Regions from separate parts of the Homo sapiens genome. Here region 2 is linked to region 1. Evidence: read pairs that join two places in POLR2A ChIA-PET (ENCODE). Cell type or tissue: IMR-90. All regions are shown on one strand.

Region 1 (2,500 bases):
TTAGCTTTTAAGGAGAAAATACTTTTTAAAGATTCCAGCAAACTACAAGAGTATTGAAATTAACAAAATATGTCAAATATGTATACTTTTTAGTTTACAGTTTTCCAACTAAAAATATAAGAATACAGACCTACGTATGTACTTTTTTATTTATTCAACTAATATTTATTGAATACCTGTGTAAAAAGCACGTATTTGTAGTTTGTGTTTGGCAAAAAGAATGAGAGATGCAAATTGGTTTGTTTTACTAATCTAAAGCAACTTTGTTGAACTTGCACATAATTTCTAAAGATTGATGGTTATCTTTGGAGTTTAGTATGGTAGCCATGTCTCCTATTAGCAGCATTAAGCTTACCTACAGCTTACATTTCTAATTGTCTGTAAATCCTATATTGTGATATAATAGTTTAACACATTTTTGTAGCTGTCCAATGTGAAAGAAAACCCATTGAAGTATCACGAGAAAAATCTTCCAACTGTGCCGCTTCAACAGAAAAAATCTATATCCGAAAGGACCTTCGTAGCCCATTAACTGCAACTCCAACTTTTGTAACAGATAGTGAAAGTACAAGGTAAAGTAAAACAGACACTGAGTAGCTGGTCATTTTGTTTTTCTTCCCAATGAAACTCAGGCCAAAATTTGTGCTGATTTGTTACAGGTCAACAGGACTGTTAGATTCAGGAATGTTCATGAATATTCATCCATCTGGAGTAAAAACTGAGTCAGCTGTGCTGATGACATCAGATAAGGTGTGTTTAGTACAATTTAAAGCTTAGATAATTTTAAGCATTTTAAAATGTTTTCTAATCACTTCCTTTGCTTTGGTAAATTGCTTTGTTCTTAAATATTCCATATTACAAGTTGCCTTTTTTTTTTTAATATAAATTAGAAATGTTCGGCTGGGCACAGTGGCTCACATCTGTAATCCCAGCACTTTGGGAGGCCGAGGCACATGGATCGCTTGAGGTCAGAAGTTCAAGACCAGCCTGACCAACATGGAGAAACCCCGTCTCCAGTAAAAATGGAAAAATTAACTGGGCGTGGTGGCGCATGCCTGTAATCCCAGCTACTCGGGAGGCTGAGGCAGGAGAATCGCTTGAACCCGGTAGGTGGAGGTTGCAGTGAGCCGAGATAGTGCCATTGCACTCCCGCCTGGGCAACAAGAGCGAAACTCTGTCTCAAAAAAAAAAAAAAAAAAAAAAATCAGAAATGTTCATAATTTCACTAGGATGATTATCCCTTCAACATGAAAGCAACAAACACGTACTCTTCCCTCATCTTGAAATACGAGTCCTCAGTAAGACATTTATTATAGGTGTAAAAGTCTTTTTTTTTTTTTTTTTGAGATGGAGTCTCACTCTGTTGCCGAGGCTAGAGTGCAGTGGCACAGTCTCGGCTCACTGCAAGCTCCGCTTCCCGGGTTCCCGCCATTCTCCTGCCTCAGCCTCCTGAATAGCTGGGACTACAGGCACCTGCCACCACACCCAGCTAATTTTTTTGTATTTTTAGTAGAGACGGGGTTTCACCTTGTTAGCCAGGATGGTCTCGATCGCCTGACCTCGTGATCCACCCGCCTTGGCCTCCCAAAGTGCTGGGATTACAGGCGTGAGCCAGCACGCCCAGCCGTACAATTCTTAATATTTCTTTTATGCTCCCTTACAGATTTGTTAGTGCCAAAATACTTTTTTTATTTTTTAGTGCCAAAATACTTAAAATATTTCAGGTAAAAGGAAATTCTTAGCTCACCTCCATCAAAATATTTACTTGAGTCAAGAGTAGGAATAGGACTGCAAGAGCTCTCCTTTTATGTATCCAAGTCATCCAGTTCTCTTAGAGATTGGAGCAGCTCTATGTTAGACCAAGGGTCTAAAGGAAAAACAGTTTGTTTATTTAAATTGAACATGAAGAGTTTCTGTACTTGTCAGAAGCCCTTTGGGAGAACAAGAAGCAAAAATTTCTCCTGAAAACTCATATCTGAAAACAGATTTTAGGAAGCCTATGATCAGGGTTTCTCTCAACCATGTTTGTTTTTTAAACAGGGTCCCCTCTTGTCACCCAAGCTGGGGGTACGGTGGTGGCACAGTAATGGCTTGCTGCAGCCTCGTCCTCTCAGGCTCCAGGGATCCTCTCACCTCAGCCTCCCAAGAAGCTAGGGCTGCAGGCACGTGACACTGTGCCTGGCTAATTTTTCCTATTTTTGTAGAGACCGAGTTTCATTGTGTTACCCAGCTGGTCTCGAACTCCTGGGCTCAAGTGACCCTCCCACCTCAGCCTTCCAGATTGCTGGGGTTATGTGCATGAGCCTCCCTACCTAGCTGGGATCTGATTTTTTTTTTTTTTTTTTTTTTTGAGACGGAGTCTTGCTCTGTTACCCCGTCTGGAGTGCAGTGTCCCGATCTCGGCTCACTGCAGCCTCCGCCTCCTGGGTTCACGCCATTCTCCTGCCTCAGCCTCCCAAGTAGCTGGGATTACAGGCGCCCGCCACCACGCCCGGCTAAT
Region 2 (2,500 bases), 73 kb after region 1:
TGCAGCCATGTGCCACCATGCCCGACTAATTTAAAAATTTTTTTTATAAAAACACAGTCTCCCTATGTTACCCAGGCAGGTCTGTAACTCCTGGCCTCAAATAATCCTCCCACCTTGGCCTATCAAAATGCTGGGATTACAGGCATGAGCCATCATGCCCAGCCACTTTGCTTTTATTTTATTTTATTTTATCTTATTTTATGTTATGTTATGTTAATTTTAATTTTTGAGATAGAGTCTCGCTCTGTTGCCAGGCTGGAGTGCAGTGGTGCGATCTTGACTCACTGCAACCTCTGCTTCCCAGGTTCAAGCAATTCTCCTGCCTCAGCCGCCCGAGTAGCTGGGATTACAGGCGTGCGCTGCCACGCCCAGCTAATTTTTGTATTTTTAATAGAGATGGGGTTTCACCATGTTGGCCAGGATGGTGAGTTTTTTTAATTCCATATATATATATTATATATATATGGGTTTTTTGTTGTTTTTTTTTTTTGGCTATTAGCATTAGAGGGGGTCATTTTGAAAAGTCTTCATCATTCTTGGAGCACCTTCTTACTTTCTGACATGAGGTGTTCCAGGTTCATCTTAGAGTTTCTCTGTTCCAGCCTTGGAGACAGCCATTTCTCTGAGGAGCCCTGTGTTTGTTTGCTTTTTTTTGTTGCTTTTTTGTTTCTTTGGAGACGGAGTTTCACTCTTACTGCCCAGGCTGGAGTGCAATGGCGCAATCTCAGCTCAACCGCAACCTCCGCCTCTGGGTTCAAGCGATTCTCCTGCGTCAGCTGGTCTTGAACTCCCAACCTCAGGTGATTCACCCACCTTGGCCTCCCAAAGTGCTGGGATTACAGGCATGAGCCACCACACCCGGCCGTTTGCTTGTTTTTTAGTGGAGAGTGGTATTAGAAACTAAGATATGAATGTCAGATGTGCTCATCATTATTGGAATGTCAGTGCTTCCAGGCCTTCTCAGTGGACAAGCTAGGAAACATGGGTAATGATTGTGTGTCCCCACCAGTACCACTGACGGCAGTCCAGCACTACAGTTTACACTCCAGTTTTCTCCCTTTCCACATTTATAGCTGGTTTCTTCTTAATATAGTTATTTGATCAATTCCACTGTGTGTAACTAAGTTCCCATTGCTGCCCTCTCATCCCCCCTCCCCCACTGGACTTCCTCCTTACCCTATTTTGCCTCCAGCACCCCAAACCAGCTTGCCACCCTCCCTTCTCCTTGTGTGGACAGGCTCTTCTCCCCACAAAGGCTCTGACACATCTTGCTGGGCTACCGCAACACCCTCCCTCACATACCAAGTGCTACATTCCTCGGGCCCACTTAATGACTTTTGCACTCTGATTTACATTTTTAAAGCATCTCTGTGGTTGCTGTGAAGAATAAAGGAAGGAGGCAAGGCAAGTGTGGAAGCAGGCTACTCACTTAAGAAGCTGTTGTAAGTCATGGCCTAGGCTGTTGATGGGGTTGGACTAGGGTGCTAGTGATGCAGGTTGTGAGATTTGGGATCGTATTAGTTGTCTATACTGTGGAACAAGTTATCCTAAACTTAGCTTAAGACAGTAAATGTTATCTCACAGCAATTTGAGTGTAGCTTAGCTGGGTGCCCCAGGCTCAGGGTCTCACAAGGTTACAGCTGAGATCTTCTCTGAGGCTGCTGTGCTCTCAAGGTTTGACTTGGGAAGGACCCACTGCCACACTTACTCATGTGGCTGTAGACAGACCTCAGAAGATTTGCTTCCCAGCTCATTCAGTAGACCTCTGCACAGGCCACCTCTTGACATGGCGTCTGGCTTCCCCAGACCAAGGTGGAAGGAACAGTCTTTTTAAACCTCATCTAGGAAGTGATATCCCATACTTCAGTTGTCTATTTATTAGAAGCAAGTCAATCAGTCCAGCCACACTTAAAATGAGGGTATTATACAAGGGTGTGAATACCAGGAGGCAGTGATCGTTGGAGGCCCTCTTAGAGGGTGCCAAGTAAGATGGGGTCAGCAGGAGTTGCTGATTGATTGGCTTTTGAGAGAAAAACCAGTCAAGGATGACTTCAATATTTTTGGCCTGAACTACTAGAGGTACAGTTACTGAGATAGGGAAGAGTGGAGTAGGGGGAGCAGGTTTAGAAGAGGTAGTCTACGTTAAGTATGAGAAGCTTGATAGACGACCACGTGAGAAGGTGAGTAGACAGTTGAAAACTAGCCTGTTGGTTAGGCTAGAGATTGATGCTGGAGATAGGATTTTGGTTTGATTTTATCTAGTGTAGTATTCAACTTAACTTTATAAATTAAGGGTTAGGAGAATATGACCTTCAGTTAAATGCCTAGCTCTGTTATCCTGGAAACCAGATAAAATTGTTTTAACAGTATTGCAATATAAAATCGACCTCTGATTGGGAAATTGCCTCTGGATTGAGAGGAATTAGAAATGCCTGGTGAGTGCTGCTGCTCTTAGAACTGGCATGACCCTGTGGGAAAGGGAATCCTGAAGCTATGCCTT

Evidence for each region. ChIA-PET counts read pairs that join two places held together with the same protein. Peaks named below come from ENCODE experiments on the same cell type or tissue, not always from the same donor. Only the 100,000 strongest peaks of a DNase experiment are listed, where the experiment ranks them.
Region 2: POLR2A ChIA-PET joins it to region 1 with 11 read pairs; 6 of 35 experiments call an interaction of 5 or more read pairs at or near these places.

What each region holds. Positions count from the first base shown.
Region 1 is chr12:95,055,803-95,058,302 of GRCh38, reverse strand. It overlaps NR2C1 (nuclear receptor subfamily 2 group C member 1), which reads left to right. Exons shown (of 14, transcript NM_003297.4): 6 at 425-572; 7 at 660-750. Among named protein-coding and RNA genes, the nearest start is that of NR2C1, 17 kb to the left of the region's middle. RefSeq lists an enhancer at 1,938-2,500. In IMR-90, no CTCF peak of the experiment used is centred here; no DNase peak of the experiment used is centred here.
Region 2 is chr12:94,982,705-94,985,204 of GRCh38, reverse strand. All of the region lies in intron 3 of NDUFA12 (NADH:ubiquinone oxidoreductase subunit A12), which reads left to right. Among named protein-coding and RNA genes, the nearest start is that of NDUFA12, 20 kb to the left of the region's middle. In IMR-90, no CTCF peak of the experiment used is centred here; DNase peaks (open chromatin) are centred at 884 and 1,284; H3K27ac peaks cover 1,323 bases.